2 separate regions of the Homo sapiens genome follow, and region 1 is linked to region 2. The links are chromatin loops, found by intact Hi-C in ENCODE. Cell type or tissue: heart left ventricle. All regions are shown on one strand. Links, peaks and the distances in the headings refer to the core of each region. The heading gives the core; the rest is flanking DNA. Region 1 holds the start of LINC02602 (long intergenic non-protein coding RNA 2602). Region 2 overlaps SERTAD4 (SERTA domain containing 4).

What was found. A loop is a pair of places that touch in the nucleus more often than their neighbours do. Peaks named below come from ENCODE experiments on the same cell type or tissue, not always from the same donor. Only the 100,000 strongest peaks of a DNase experiment are listed, where the experiment ranks them.
Region 1: it touches region 2 in a loop (4-fold over the local background); 41 of 110 quality-filtered maps call a loop at or near these places.

Annotation. Positions count from the first base shown.
Region 1 is chr1:210,288,780-210,297,113 of GRCh38, reverse strand. LINC02602 (long intergenic non-protein coding RNA 2602) reads left to right here and starts at 3,965. Exons shown (of 2, transcript NR_183451.1): 1 at 3,965-4,170; 2 at 6,592-6,776. In heart left ventricle, for the core only: CTCF peaks have their summits at 4,258 and 4,458 (motif pointing left); DNase peaks (open chromatin) are centred at 1,873, 3,603, 3,863 and 4,393; H3K4me3 peaks cover 1,918 bases; H3K27ac peaks cover 5,301 bases.
Region 2 is chr1:210,235,954-210,244,269 of GRCh38, reverse strand. SERTAD4 (SERTA domain containing 4) reads right to left here. Exons shown (of 4, transcript NM_019605.5): 2 at 6,135-6,326; 3 at 4,662-4,777; 4 at 1-2,712. The coding sequence starts at 6,309. The coding sequence ends at 1,933. Among named protein-coding and RNA genes, the nearest start is that of SERTAD4-AS1, 6.2 kb to the right of the region's middle. RefSeq lists an enhancer at 5,614-6,124. In heart left ventricle, for the core only: a CTCF peak has its summit at 4,268; a DNase peak (open chromatin) is centred at 7,049; H3K4me3 peaks cover 3,830 bases; H3K27ac peaks cover 3,283 bases.

The DNA of each region.
Region 1 (8,334 bases), core at 330-8,329, 53 kb before region 2:
AAGAGTGCAGAGGGAGAGAATTTCTCACCCTACACTCATCCCCTTGACTTGAGTGTATCTGTTTGAAGGGTTAAAAGGTGTGGATTGGGAAGACAATCAATCGGATGCTGGGGCCCTGTCTGAGCTGCTCATTTATGTGGTTGGGAAAGGAAGTGACAGCAACTCCTGAACCCTGGTATCACAGCGATGGCTTTGTGGAGGGTCATTGTAGGGTAAACGCACCTGTCAGCATTAAGTTTAGCATATCCTCAGAATGACCCTGTATGGCAGATGCACCAGAATGTGTGTTCTGAGCTAGGGAATCTGGGAGTAGCCAACCAGGAGATTCATTCCTTGTCTATGCAGAACATCTGAGTCCCTGGCCCATCCTATGGGACATGGTGGTACAGGGGATTAAGGCCCTGAGTTTTGGGGCTAAATGAACTCTGCTGGGTGAAAGCTGTTAGGGGGAGGGTGTTAAGTGAAAATGCTATACAAACTGCATGAGATTTGGAGGCCATTGCAGTTTTCCTGCCCAGCCCACTGCCACTAGGCCACTCGATTATGTTGTCCGGCCCGATGTCCCCCTGTATGGAAGCCTCTAATAAAACCCCATGTCTCATTTGCTGGCTCTGGGTCTCATCTTCAGCCTCTTGAACTTGGTGCCTTACTCACTGGGGTTAATAGGGGTTTCATACAACTGTCACCCAGCCCTGGAAGAATCTGACTCAGTGTCTTCTCTGGTCTTTTTACCAGGATGTTTCATTTGTTTGTTTTTGAGACAGGGTCTCACTCTGTCACCCAGTCTGGAGTGCAGTGGTACAATCTCAGCTCACTGCAGCCTCAACCTCCTAGGCTCAAGCCATCCTCCCACTTCAGCCTCCCAGTTCAGACTACTGGCTAATTTTTGTATTTTTTGGAGAGACAGGGTTTCACCATGTTGCCCAGGCTAGTCTTGAACTCCTGAGCACAAGCAATCCTCTTGCGTCAGCCTCCGAAAGTGCTGGGATTACAGGTGTGAGCCAACGCAGCCAGCCACAGGATGAGTTTTTGATAGGAAGAAGGGAGAAGAAGAGCTGGTTCAGAATTCCCCCAAAATGATTTTTTTTAACCCCACGACCGATCCCCTCTCATTTCTGTCTTTCCAAAGGGAGCCTACGTCTGGGGAAAATGTGGCCAGAGAAGACTTTGATTTCAGACCCACAAGGGTATTTCCAGCAATAGAAAACACAGACACTATATTCAAATGAAGAAAAGCATTTGGAAGCGCCTCTGCCCCACCCATCCCTGATTCCCAGGCCCCTGTGCCAACCTCAGTGACATGGCCCTTGTCAGAGGACAGGGTGTTGAGAGGTTCTCCTTGAAGGGGAGAAGCATCTTTCTGGGATTTAATGAGATCACTTATTGTCTCTTTGCTCTGACAAAGATAGTAAACGTGACGGGTGAAATATAAAGAATAATTAGTCCCAGAGGTGAATCTGTCCCCTACAAGACATCTTTTCTTCCCCCTCAGCCTGCTGAAAAGTTTACTGCTTCCAGATGTGCCCGATTTCAACAGTAAGAGGAGCCAGTTCCTTTTGAGCTGCAAACTTGTCAGAGAAAAGCTGGTTTCTGAGAAAAGGCTTAAACTGAAGAGATGATTCCTAAAGAAAGCATTGACGTCGGGGAGGAAATACGACCATAGTAAAGCATTGCTGGTCTCTCCTGGGGTCTCAACCCCAAGGAGGAGGTGGAGGAAGGCCTAGGTCAGCCCCCATCATGGTAGCGACTTCTCACTAATTAGCTGTTAAGGAATCCACCAGCCTCTGAAGGAGACATCTGTGAGGAACGCTTTCCTCAGATCCTGCCAGTGCTCCTGCAAAGCCAGCAAGCCCCAGCCCAGCCGGGGACTTCCTGCTTTCCCAGAGCTCAGGACAGGCCTCAGCCACTGTCTGGAGAGGCTGCTGGAGCCCACACATCAGTCTTTGATAAACACTAGCCACTCCCTCTTAGAAACATAAGCTGTTTAGTCTCTGCCAGTTGCCTGGTAGCTAGGAGCGAATCCTAAGAGCTATGTGCCCCCAGGGACTGACTGTATGACCCAGCCTTGTGACTTCAGATGGAAGAAAAGCTAATATCATGCAGGAGAGCACCTTTTTCTCTCATGTCCAATCTCTGAGGCTCTCTGCGTTGAAAAGTACCCCGGAGGTGGGCCTGCCCTGAGGAGAAAAGTAGGTGGGAAGGCATGGCCAGATATTCCACATGTGGGGCTCAGGAGGCTAGGGCAGTGTTGCCCCAAAGCCTGGGATCTCTCCTTGGCAAGAGGGACTAGAATCCTGGTAGGATAAATGCCCGTCTGTGAAGAGGAACTACTGAGAGGGGCCTATAGAGGAAGGTGGGCTTTACACTACCTACCTGCCTGGGTATGAGCAGAGGGAGTGGAGATAGAGGGCTGATGGTGCAGAGGGCAGACCTGACGTACGGGAAGCACAGTCCTGACAGATCCTGCAGGGAGGGCTACAACAGCAACCCCATGTGATTGCAAGAGGATTGGGAGGACGCTGAGTTTATGAAAGCTATTTCTCTCCTCCTTCCCCCCACCCTCACTCATTACACTCTTCTCTCGGTTGTCTCTTTGCTGTGGCTCCTCACACGTCATAGACATGCCCCTGTGTCTTTGTTTGGGCTACCCTAAAAGCAGATCCTGAGCTGGGAGACAAGCAGGGCTGACATCCATTAGGCACAGTGCCGAGGGCCCACAGTGCTTTTGGGGGCCCATGGAAATGTTTTAATTTCTTTGTAGAAACAAAACAATATATAATATTTTTAGATTAAGAAATGCTTTAGTACTGGCTGGGCACGGTGGCTCAAGCCTGTATGGGAAGCCAAGGTGGGTAGATCACTTGAGGCCAGGAGTTCGAGAGCAGCCTGGCCAACATGGTGAAACCCCGTCTCTACAAAAAATACAAAAATTAGCCAGGCATGGTGGCAGGTGCCTGTAATCCCAGCTACTCAGGAGGCTGAGGCAGGAGAATCGCTTGAACCCAGTGGGCAGAGGTTTCAGTGAGCCAAGATCGTGCCACTGCACTCCAGCCTGGGCCACAGAGCAAGACTCCATTTCAAAAAAAAAAATGCTTTACTACATAATATTATTATGTTCATCTTTATACAAATGCAGCCATAAAATATTTTTGTATTTTTTAATTTTTGTTTTTGATGAAGGGCTCATGGCCGCGAAGGCCAAAATGCCTAAAACCCACAAAAGTTACAATGTAGCCCTAGGTACAAGAACTGTGTTAAGTGCTTTATATAGTACACGTTATATAAGTCCTCATAATGGTCCTGTTGTTCCCCTCATGTAACAGGCAAAGAAACTGAGGCTTAGAGAGGTTGAGTCACTTACTCAAGGCCCCATCTAATGGGTTGGGGAGTTGGAATTCCAGCTACCTCTTGCCTGACTCCATAGTTCTTGTTCTTCCCCATGGTCTGCAGAAACCTGAAGGACTTGGCGGCAGGAAAAATTTGGTGGGGAACATGTGTCTTCTCTCTTGCCTGCTCTGATTTCTCAGGAGCAGGACCCAGGAGGGCATCCGAGCCTCTGGCAGCTGAACCTCTGCAAACAGCAGTCACAGTGCATTTCTGCAGGCTCTTGGAGCTGCTCCCTCTGCCTCGGCCAGATGCGAATTTGTGGCTTTTCCTTCTTGGCTCCTTTCCCCAGGTTTTCATTCCTTTTATTCTGGGATGGAGCTGAAATTTTTCCAACAGGGCCCATGGTGGACACCCAGAAGTCAGTAGGGACTCCAAAAGGAAGTTAAGGCCGGGGAAGGGGGCCAGGAAGAGGGAGACCAGCCTAAAGTACACAACACTCAATTCTTCATTACTCACATGTGGCCTGACCGCTGGTGGACTGGCTCCAGGAAAATCTGAACCCTGGGCTGAGCCTCCCCGCCGGCTGGCCAGGACAGACCTGGATGCCCTCCACCCTCCAGCCAAACTTATTTTTTTCATATCATAGCTGCAGAATATTCGGACCCTCTAGTCCCAGCCGCCCAGTGAACTTGAGCTGTGTGACCTTGAGCAAAAGGCAAAATGTTTCTGATTTTCAGTCCCCTCATCTGGAAAAGGAGGAGGCTGTGGGACATGATGATCTTTGAAAGTCTAATAATGAAACAAACAGAAAACCTGTGCTTCTAAGTTGGTGAGTCTGGAAAGGTACGTCTGTTGCTTAGGAAAAAAAGTCCCAAATCCCAAAGAGCCCCTTTTGGCAAGTGTTGTACTTAAGACAATCCGGGCGCTGCCCCTCCTGAGGCGGGGGGGACTCGAGGACCGGCTTTAGCAGAAGTTCCTCCCGCAGAACAACTCGGACGACGACGCCTCGGAGGATCCGGGGAGCTTTGGAGGAGGCGATGGCGGAGCAGGGCGGGTGGCAGCGCAGGCGTGGGAGGGACAGGTGGCCCGTTCGCGTCAAGTCAGGGCGCCCCCTCCTGGGACACCTGTGCCCCGCCTAGTCCCAGGGCCCAGTCCCGGGGCAGACACTGGCCGAGCCCGGAGCCTCTTCGCGTCCCCTCCCACCCAGACCAGGCCGGCGTTTCCCCCGGGCCCCCGCGCGGCTCCGGCCCGCGGAAGTCGCGCGTTCTTTCTTTCCCCCTCGTTAGTCGAGCTGAAACCTGATCGTGGAAAGTCTGGGGCGGGTGTCAGACCCGGCCAGCTCTGGCTCCCAGCGCCTGGGGCGATTCCTGCTGGAGGAACCCGGGCGGGGCCCGCCAAGGGGGCAGGAGGTCGGACACCTCGGGAACAGGCCTCTTTGTCTCTGTGCGGGTGAGGGGCTGGCAAAGCGGGAGAGGGAGTTAATTGCAGGGGCGGGGAGTGGTGGGGGGGCTGGGTAAGCCGAATGACACCTGACAGCTCTGCGAGAGCCCCCCAACCCCCGCCGCTGGGGGGTGGTCCTCCTAATCCCCTTCGCAAGAGGAAGCTAATTGCTGCAGCCAGAGAAGGCAGGATAAAAGCGAGCGGGCACCCACACCCACCAGGCCCGGAGTCTTGCTATTTGCTGCTAAATTAATATATTACCTAATGCAGAAACCACGTTAAGAACTCCAGCTTTCGGCTCCAACAGGAGCTTCTGATGGGTTAAAGGCAACATCTTGCTTTAATTCCCCCCTTTTTCCCATCCTCCCCCCACTCCCCACCACCACCAACTACAAATGTCAGAAATAAATTATTGAAACCAGATGTAAGGTTTTTGGGTGCACATTTTCAGGCAGTTGTGCGCTAACAGATGCCTTGTATTAATAATGTACAGTTGTGACAGGAAATATGGTTTAGAGTCCTGGAAAAACATGAAAGCTAATTCCATTACCCCTTTTCATGGTACCCAGTTCTTCTCAAATGTTCAACTGGTTTGGATTACAGTGAAATTCTAGAGGAAAAACGATTTGGTCTGAGATGGTAACTTGGTTCTGCTTTCCAGCTTCTCCCGTGGAACAGCACCCACCTTCCTAGGCACCTGCAGACCTGTGTTCTATATACGTGCAAATAGCCAGAGATGAGGACATCTGGACCTGGTGCCTCCCCAGGGAAGTGGCTTCCAAATATTCCCCCCTTTCCTGGTCATGAGGACCTGGTAGACAGTAAAAGCAGGGCCAATGATCCCAGCTTCATATTCTTGTCTGGGACAGTCCATTTTAACCTGGCCTACCCACTCACACTTCACTTGGAGCAAAAGTAAAAACAATAAAACACTTTTATGCTCGAGGAACCAGATAAATCCTAGTAATTGATCTCAGGAGAGGGATTATTAAGGGGCTAAGTGCAATGCTTTCCAGAACCGGGGGTGTAATAAGCATGAAGCCAAACAAATGCGCAATTTGTTATCTGTATTTCATCACTTAATGCATTGCAAGCAACGGGTTTGAAAATGGCTTTTCTCCAGGAGGGGAGAAGGCACTAAAATAGCTGTAACACATCCATTGACAGTTCTGTTGCTGAAAAATGTCATCATTCTCCATGGCTCACACTGTCAGCCGTGCTCAGAAGGGTCAGAATATTCCCACTCTGCCATTTTTGGGGACAGATTCCCCTCCACTTTAGCCAATGTACAATGCTAAAAGAGACAACTCTCAAGGTCTTTCCCGCTGTAACCCTACACTTACGAAGAAATAACAAAGTAACCAGCAAGGATATCGAACTGCCCTGGACCCATAGATAAGAAAGGCTTTCCCTGTCCTAGACAAGAGTGAAGAAGGAAAGATATCAAAGATATCTACCGGTTCAGTTGGGTGAGACCTAAGAATTACAGCATCCAAAATAATAGCTAATCTTTATCAAGATCCTACTATCCTATCTGCTCTTACACCTGTGGCATCTAATCTTAACAATACCTGAGAAGGCAGGTGCCGTGCAATTATATCCTTGGTTATAGATGAGGAAACTGGGTTTTAGGGATGCTGGGTAATCTGCTGAAGGTTGCAGAGTTACTGGCAGAGCCAGCACTCACAATTTAATCTATTTAATTTTAAAGACTTTTAACAACCTCAACTATCATTTATTCTAATAGGTAAGGAAAGTATGCTATGAATTATGGGTAAATCCACACTGTGTCATTCTCTTAACGAAACTTTTTTTTTTTTTCAGGCTTGGTGTACAGTTGATGTCTAGAATATATTAACAGAAGGCTGCCCTGTAGAAGTTTTGAGTTAATGGTTTCCATCAACGCAGGAGTGGAAGAAGCTACTGGGGATCAGGAATCAGAAGTCCTGGCTTTAAGCCCTAGCTTTAGCCCTCACTGGTAATAAAATCAAAGCAATTGGTCTCTTTGACTTCAGTTTCTCCACTTTTAAGGTTGACCTGATAATACTTGCCCTGCTTGTGAAGAGCATGTGAAATAATAGCTATTCAAATTTTTACAAAGCACCAAGCAAATAGCTGTGTGACCTTGGGCATGTTCTTTTACTTTTCTGATCCTTATTTATCTTAACTGTGGGATTGAATGAAAGAGCATCCAACTTCACCTCCTGCTCTGAAACTGTACATTTCAAAGATGGGTGTTATGGCATAGTTTGTTGGAGCAAAAGCCAGGAAACAGAGGGTTGCCTCCCAAGAGGGAAAAGCTGAACACATTATTACACGTCCACACCATGGCATAGTATGTAACCAATGAACATGGAAAATCAGAGTATGCCAGATAGCTTGGAGGAGTTTCTATGAGGTGGTGTTGAGATGAGGAGAGAAAAGATGTATAAATGATCCCACATTGTAAAACAATAAACAGCATTCCCCTGGGTATGTGTATAGGTATATATTCTATACAGAATTACATAAAAAAAAAGTATACTCCATATTCAAGGTGTTATGGTGGGAAGAAAATGGGGCGAGGGCTGACCATAGAAAAGGAAATGGGGAGAAAAGACTGCATTCAAAAATAATAAGACAACATGTATTTGCTCAATGCATGTGTTTGTGTAAAGATCTATATTGTGAATACGTGCTACTTTTTTTTTTAACAGGAATTACAGGAATTACACCCCCCAGAAGTTCTATTTTTTTAAATATGAACCAGGCATTTTTATTAAAAATAACTAAATTTTTTTCGTTTAGACCTGTATCTTGGTGCAAGAGAGTACTCACATACATAAGAATCGACCTGCTGCTATGCCCCTCACCTGTTGACTGTATGTCAATGAGAAGTTCCCCCGTGTAGGCTGGGCCCAGTGGCTCATGCCTGTAATCCCAGCACTTTGGGATGCCAAAGTGGGAGAATCGCTTGAGGCCAGGAGTTTGAGACCAGCCTAGGCAACATAGTGAGACATTGTCTCTATAAAAAATGAACAAAATTAGCTGGGCATGGTGGTGCATGCCTGTAATCCCAGTACTCAGGAGGCTGAGGCAGGAGGATCACTTGAGCCCTGAAGGTGGAGGCTGCAGTGAGCCATGATCGCACCACTGCACTCTAGCCTGGGTGACAGAGTGAGACCCTGTCTCCAAAAAAAAAAAAGTTTTCCTACGTAGAAAGTTCCCTAACATAGCATGTTCCTTAACATAGTTTGAATATTCCCTGTCCTTTAGTCATGTTTACACTGAATATTTGCATAGGAAACCCTTTGTCATATAAAGAAAATCTTCCCAGCACCTACCTAAGTGCTTCGTTTATATTCAACAAATACCTGTTTGCAGACACGGACCTAGAGGCTGGTGATGCAGCAGTGGGTACAACAAAGCCTCTGTCCTGATGGAGTTGACCTTTTAGTGGGGGAAGTTGATGATAAAAATACATCAGTAAAATATAAAAACAGTGGATGACACAGAGTGAGTAAAATAAAGCAAAGAAAGGGGAGTGAGAGAGGAGGCACCAGGCACCATGTTAAAGGGGATCTTCCT
Region 2 (8,316 bases), core at 1-8,000:
TCATTCTGAAACACCTGTCAGATTGGCATTTTAAAATACTCTTTAATTTAGAAAACTCCTGTGTGGCCACTATCCACTACAGTTTCTAGATGTTTTGAGTTTTTTAAAGGAGAGAGAATAATGGAAAAGAGAAACATAGCCAATAGCCATTAAAATTTAAAAAACTTAATGAATTTTTATCATCTTAATAAATATATATCAAGAAAACCTCACTTTATTACAACACATTCATATACAAGCATCTATTAGCTAAGTTTTGAACATCAAATGTTTATCAAATATTGAAAATAAAGGACAAAACATTACTAGACTATTTAACTATAACACAAGAAAATGTTTTAAAAATTGGTCTTTGTGGACAATTGTCCAAATGATCCTACTCATACACTGTATGAATGAGACCTATATTTAATATTAATAGCAATAATAAAAAAAGCTTTATCTTGGAGAAACTGGGAGGGCTTACTTATTTCCTCCGTTTGGCATTTGGTTTCTGTGAAGTATTATTTGAACAGGCCCAAGTCAATTAGTAAACTTGGAAACTGGAATACAGTTTAGCAGGAAGAGTTGGCTGGAGTGGAAGGAAGGATGGTAGGAGGGCCACTCTGAACACTTTTCAAATGTACAAGTTAAAGATATTATTTGGAAAATGTAGACCAAATACATAGTAACTATTATAGATTAAGTCCCATTTCTCCAAAATAACTTTCAAAAACCTAAAGTCTTTACATTCTTTAAGATAAACCTTATTGATCACCACATCATTTATTAACATTGTGCTTCTTAATCAACAGCAAAGTTCATATATAAAAACCCACATGCTTTTATAATCTAAACAAGTGAAATGATGCAAAACAGAGAAAAGTATAATGCATGCCACTGGTTCGTGAACTTCATTGGACAAGAAAACAAAACAAAACAACCCAAAACCCAGAAAACCCCAACCCCAGCAACACACAGTTGCCATAGAAAAGCTCGAGCAGCCCGTGCTGCTTTCTAACAGCTCTCTCTCTCATTTCCTCCATCCCTATTGAAAAAACGGCGAATCCAAAAGCAATTGGGCATCAAAAATAAAGAATAGAGATGTCGAATCAAAAGCTGAACACAATAGTTCAAAGTTAACAGTTTCCAAACCATATTGATCCACCCTGTGGTTTTTTTTTTTTTTTTTTTTTTGTCCTGTTTGTTAAATCCCTGCTGTAACTCTGATTTATCCTTAATTTTCACATTGGCAAAAATTAAGATAAAAGTAAGGCACCAAAAATCGCCCTGTATAACACCTCTCTAAAAGCCTCATCACCCATCACAGGCAAGCCAGAAACTTGCAGGGAATACCCTCTCTGTGTAAGACTGTTGATTGCCGCCCCTAGACAGGTGTGTTTCATTATGTTACATCCTATTTTCATCTGTCACACAAGACTGTTAGGTACAAATACTTAACAGCACCATTAAGCCATTTCATCTAGCTCCCTGTCTTTAGTCTTTTATTTAAAAAAAATATTGTATCATATAGAAGAAGCAGGTATCTTTGCTGGTTATATTGATTTGCTTACCAAATAACTCCCTAATTAACTGGCAAACATGTAGAAATTTCTTAGCTAGTGACAGGCTCCTTGGGGGGCAATGGAAATATTGCAAGGGCACATTGTCCCCCAATCTCATCTACTGATCTTTTCCGTAAGAAAACTATGATATACTTTTAAGCATTAAGTCAATCGTTTCCTTGGTAAAAATCACCACATTTATAAGAAGCTCGCTGATGCCTGCTATACAGATGTTTTACGCAATCTGCTCTCCAGGCATTAAAACGACATGGCATGTTCATGGCATAATTTTATCTGTTGTACAAAACTACAAAATCCATTCAAAATAAAATTTACGAGAGCTAACTGATCATGCTGTGCATGCTTCAAAGTTCGGTGAGAAGATGGCTCATATTTTACTTCCTTTGCTGCAGCACAGTTTGTTACTTGGTGGTGAAGCCTCCTTTTTCCGTAAGGACTTTTTCCAAGATTCATTTACATTGTTTCTTTCATTATATCCGGTCTCAAAATAATCATAAAATTGGCCTTTGCACTCAAAAGCAAGGTCATTTCCCACAGGTTCGTGGCTGAGGGGGCCACCATCTCTGTTGGTGTCATCATTTGCTTTCTCATCATTTAATTTGGCCTTTTCCTGAACACCAAGTGATCTGACATTAGTGACAAAGATTTCATTGGCAGGTATCTGGCCATCACTCTTGTAAATAGATGCACTACCTACATCAAAATCCACCTGGCGGGAACAACTCGGTAAAGGCAAAGGGGGAGAGGAAGAGGAAGATGAGGAGGAAGAAGAGGCGGAGGGAGAGGAGGCAGCAGTGGAGGCACTTCCAACATTAGCATTGACAGAAAGGGGTAAATTTAGGTAGTGGCCACCACATTCTTGGTAAAAGCAGCAGGCATGAAACTTTTCACATTCCTCTTTGGCCATCCGTGGTCGTTTTCGGTAAGGGCAGTCTTGAGCCATAAACCACTCTTGGGCAGAGGTGCCATTGAAAGAGCAGGCAGGGAAGCACCAGTTATTCTGCATGATAATTTCTCCATGGATCCTTTTCATCAAATTGTTTATAAGGACAGATCTTCGGAGGTACACTTCAGGATCATCGATAAACTTTAGCTTTTCTAAGGACATATAAAGGATGTGGGCTCGTTCCTCAAAAATTGAGATGGTCTACAAACCAAAAAAAAAAAAAAGAAAAAAACAAACAGAAAAAGGAAGAGAGAAAGCTTAGAAAATGGACTATATGAAAACATCATCATAGCATACTTCTTTCTTGGCACTGTCTGGGTCTGGGCATGTTGTGGTCTTGTTCCGCAGGGTTAATTTAGAGAGGCTGTCCCCCATTCTGCTGATATTCCCTTTCCTCACTTGGCTGGAGCACCCACCCACTTCCTGACTCACTGGTGTGGTCAAGCACTAGGGAATCGAGCCACAGTGCAGGCCCCAGGAGGGACAGTTCAGGTGGTTTGATCTATTATGGCCCAATAAGGAAGATGCTGAAACACAAAACTAATCTAAGCTATTAGAAGTCAGGAGAGGAGGTACTTTCAGAGTTGGGGTGAGCGGGGCGAGGGGTAGTGTTAGAAGCCGGCAGAAGGAAGATTCTGGTTGCTAGTTATGTTTTGGTTCTCGACCTGGATGTTAGTTACATGACCTCATGAAATTCATCAAGCTGTACTGTGATACCTGTACTTTTTTATGTGTGTCTATACAAATACACACACACAGACACATAACTCATATATTGTACATCAATACATGTTTTTAAAATGATGCCAAAATGCAAGTCATAATGAATATACTTCAAACCCTGGTCTAGCCAAGAAGGAGCATGAGATTTGGCTTTTAATGCTGTCCCTCTTTTAATCCTTTGGGTTTCATACTTGCAATTATCCTTGCTTGATAAGAGGACACACTAATGAATGAGGCTCAGACCCTGACAGAATGTGTCAGTTGAAGGACCAAAGTAGGCTTCCTTGTGGAGCTGAGTGGGAGACGAGATGCCGAGAGGAAATGAGAGGGCTCACTCCTGAGCTGTGTGACACTGTCACTATGCGATGGTTGGTGCAAATCCAGTAGCAACTGGGAAACTGCTACAACCACAACACAGAAACTAAAAAGGAAATAAACTGCTTGTGTCCTGGGGACCAGTTATTCCAGGCCATCAAAAAAGCAAACTGGCACCATAACCTGAGGAGCTGTGAACTAAACCAGCCCATACTGACCAAAGGCAGGGACTACACATGCAGGGAAAAGCCCAGTACCTACCAATGCATTCTGCTGTCTTTTCATGAGCAAGGTAAAAGCAACATCTAAAGGATGAGGTGGCAGAGGGGGAAGGCAAGAGGAGACAGAGAGGAAGAAGAATTGAAAATCCTCTCTGCATTTCAGACAACTATGGTCTGTGCTTATACCTGCCTTGATTAAATCAGCAGATAGTTATTGAAGGAAGGTAACTCTAAAGAAAAATGAACTGATATTTCAAAAGCTTAGATGCCCAGATTCATAATTCTATGCAATTTCCCCATCTTGTTTTTTTTTTTAACTATACCTACAAAAAAGTTAGCTTTGGTCTTTTCCTGGAAATGAAGTCCATGTTTCAACAAACTTATATGTAACCCATGTCCAGTGAAGTGCATATTTCTACTTGTATACACACATTCAAGGATGATGAGTCTACCCATAAGAGGTCAGGAAAAGCCCTGTGTAACCACCCCCATGTGGACACACAGGGAAGTAGCATTGGCTGCAGGAGCCAGAACTCAGACTGGGGAGAACATGACAGGAAAGAACGAGCGCATTCCCCACACACAAAAGTGTGGAAGAACCATAACCCAAAACACAGTCTGAGAAATATTAAATCATACGTTAAAAAAAATTCCTTGGATTACATAATTTTGACATTTCTGGGTAGAATAGCTCTTGCCAGCTTTTTCTTCAAGTACTTGTGAAAAATAACACAGGACCCAAAAAAGCGACAACGATTAATGAGGCTCCACTGAGAAGTGGCTCATTTTCATTGCTTGGGTGAAACAATTTAATTCCTGGAAGTGGATCAAGCAACTGTTACTAAGTATCTTAAACTCTTAATAAAAATAATGACTATTAAAAAAACATACTTTATGGCTACAGCTGCTGAGTGGTGGGTGAAAATCCTCTTCTTCCACATACTTCCTCTTAAAGTATGTGATCTTGGATGTTGTTATAGGATTTGAAATTCCCCTGTAATGTGATCCTGTGGTAATAAATCAGATATGACAAATGACATGCGGTTTGCCAGAGGTTCTCCAAACAAAATACTTTCGTTTCCTTTCCTTCTAGAGGATAACTTGGCTACATATTTGTCTGTACATGTGGTGATTAAAAATAAACATTTGTCTTAATAGTTGCTATCATATGGAATCCTGTGACCCAGGCTAGGAAAAGATTTCTAGGCAATTATAGAGGAAAATCACATATTTTAGCATTTAATAAATATGCAGAATCTTAATTCTATGCAAAAGGAAACTGCAACATTCATAAAGGGGAGGAGTGTAATTTCTCTAAAATATATTAGTATTTATTTAAATTGTTTAATTAAATTCATGACAACATAGCACCACTGTTAAAGATGTATACATCTTTAACTGTAACCACTGATAACCAAACAACTTTGAAATCTTATTGGCTTTAGGTTAGTGAACAAATGGTTATCTGCACATTGGGATTATAGCATTCCTTTTTTTCAAAATACAAAATTCAAATTTTTAAAATTTGAGTTAAAATTTTGGGTAACTAATGTCCTTTTCACTCTCCAAAATGTAGTATGCCAACCATGAAGACCACAGTTTTTAATCTTTTTTAGCAAAACAGACTTCATTGAGTACTTGTTTTATATTTTAGTTTCTTTTAAAAATAGCTAATACTGCAAAAAAATCCAAAGGAACTTAAACTATAAGAAGAAAGAATCAGGAAGAACATACTTCTATTTTCTTGGCTTTAAATTTTTTTCCTACAATCCTAAAACCAATTGTGTGCTTTACCCATTTATGCCATAGGTTGCAAATTTTTTTGTGTTTGAAAAGTCAGACCTTGGTGATGACCTTGAGCAGTAGGATATAAATAACTTCCACAAGCTTAGCGTTCCAATAATGGAACACTGGGCATAAATGGGTTAACAAAGAAAAGAAGCTCATAGCTGCTGGCCCAAAGTGCAGATTCCTTTATATCTCATGGGATAAAGGTGTCATTGTTGAGCCCACCAGAGCTTTCATAGTTGTGAGAGAACCATACAGTTCCACAGGGTAGAAAACCAAAACCCAAACTCAGAGTTTCAATATCTGGTTTGGCCCTCTTAAAAATACAGACACATGACTTATATTCAAAAAGCAGCATGGGTAGACACAGGTTTGAATGCAATTTAAATATCACCTCTGGTCCTCTCTCTGGAGCTCTGGACTCACTTATGAGAGGCGCACAGGCAGCCCGGGAAGTCCCTGGAGCTTTAGCTCTCCTGGCTCAGAGGGGCACCCCAGACACCACCTCCTGTCCACCAGGCTGGCTGCAAAGGGCAGCGAGGGGTGGGGGGGATGGGCGCAGGTCAAGGGCAATACCTGCCAGTGGGGGACCAGCTCCCCGGTCTCCCTGCAAAGGAGCTTGTGCTGGCCCTGGGGGGCTTGGGCCTCCGTAGCTGTCAGCCTCCCATAGTGTTTGGTACCCAGCAATTTCAGCAGCTCCTTCCGAGACAATGGGCTCGCAGAATCTATTCATGGACAGAACCAGAGTCATCTCTGACAGCCTCAGATCTGAAAAGAAAAAAAAAAAAAACAAGAATGAAGAAAACAGCCCTAATCAAGAGCAAGCCAAGGGACGGCCTTGGCATCTTCATTTCTTTGCTTTGGGAAACTTTTACTTCTCGGCCCTCCCCTTTACCCTGAAACATTTTATTATTTTTTCAAAGAAAACCTCAGCAAACTCTCTAGCTGCTATTAGCTCAGCCTCTGTGTTCAGCAATCTGCATTTCATGGGCGGATCTTTAAAACCCCATTTCTTATTGTTCTCAGATTCCCTTCAGCCCTCTTCTAGACAGCTGCTTTGCCTCCTAAACACATTTTCCTCCTGACCTTCCAAAGAAAATGTACTGCTAAGAAGCCAAAACCCTTGCGCTTCCTTTCTATTAATAAGGCAAAATCAATTTTCTAGTCAATCCCCCGGGAGTCTCCTTTGATGAAATCCACTAATCAATCAAAAGAAAAGGGCAGGGGAAGCAGAAATATCCACCGTAATTCCAACTGATGCTCTGAGGTTCAGTCTGTTCCGCTGCCCCCTGCACCCTCCTCCTCTCGTTTCCGCAGGCCAGTTCCTCTACAACATGCTGGGGCTCCCTCCACTTTCTTCTCCCAAAGCAAAGCAGACAGAGAGACACTTGGTAGTTGTTTCCACCAGCCCTGATCGGCCTGAACTGGATCTGCCTCCAGTCAAAACACTGCGAGATGAAGACAGAAAATTGGCTCCAGTTTCAAGCCGTGAGTTGCAGTCCCACAGGAGCCAAGCACAACATCAACGGAGCAGGCAGAATATTAAACAGGAGCCAGGCTCTGGGGCCAGAGGCAGCCAACAACTCTTTACACTGCAAAGCCCAGACACAGAGCAGGAACTTTCCAAGAGGCAACACATCACTGCCCTTCTCTCCAGTTCACGCCCTTCTCCCTTGGGCCTGCAGGGAGATGGGAGCTTCTCTGCTCTGTGAGGCTTCCTGGGCCCCTCGATAGCTCAGGCAGTGAGGCCGCTTTCATGGGGGCTCTGTGTCTTCACTTGGCCCTTTGCAGGTCTCGAGGTAGGGTCAAGAGTAAGTTCAAGGGAGAGGAGAGTCTGATATGAAGGTAAAAAGACCTAGCAGCCATAGACCAGTGGTGACAGTAGCGCAACCTCAGTGCCTCCTTAACTGCCAATCCCTTTAGGAGACTCAAGCCCCCACTATCTCATTCTGTGGTTTCAAGAACTGTCACACAAGTGACGTCAGGCTTTCTGAAGATTGATTGTCTTTCAAACATAAACTAAGGGCCCAGTTCTTGCTTTCTTTTCCAAATTATACAGCTTGTAATGTTTCTGGGAAAGAGTGAATCTACCATTGTCTCGTGGGAGACTATTATTACCTACATGCTATAACAAGGGTCCACTTCCAAGGAAAAAGAGGAAAAACACCAGGGTAAGGCGAAATAGCATCATTAAAGTGACAATGTCCTTCTGGCTAAAAGAGCAGCTCTTGGCAGCAATGACTCTACCTTTCACCCAGTCTTCTCTCTGAGGTCTCAAATTCTGTCCCAACCACACTGAATAATGAAGCAAGATCTTTTGACAGACAGGGAAGGTGTACAGGTCAGTGGAGAGAATTAGGACTCAGCTGGTTTGGGCTGCTACAACACCTCCCCGTTCTCTTTTAAGATGCCCTCCAAAGAGACATCAGTACGGACTTATTAGTAAACCTTAAAACAAGTGGGCAAAAGAAAGGTTCGATTAAATCTTTACAAAGAAACGATGGGACATGTCATTTATTTTTCTCTTTGAGTCATCAACAAAGAAATTTAGCCTACATTGATTTAACAAATTAAGTCCTTCTGTCTATCATTTCTCAAACTCCTCATCCAAGTAGGGTATCAAACTTCATGATGATTTATTCCCTGGAAGACTCTCATGAAATTGTCCAGTTTCTTCACCTATTCTAAGAGACAATCATATCAGGAAATACTATTGCCAAGAGCACATGAATTACAGCTTTTCAACAGTCAGCAGCCC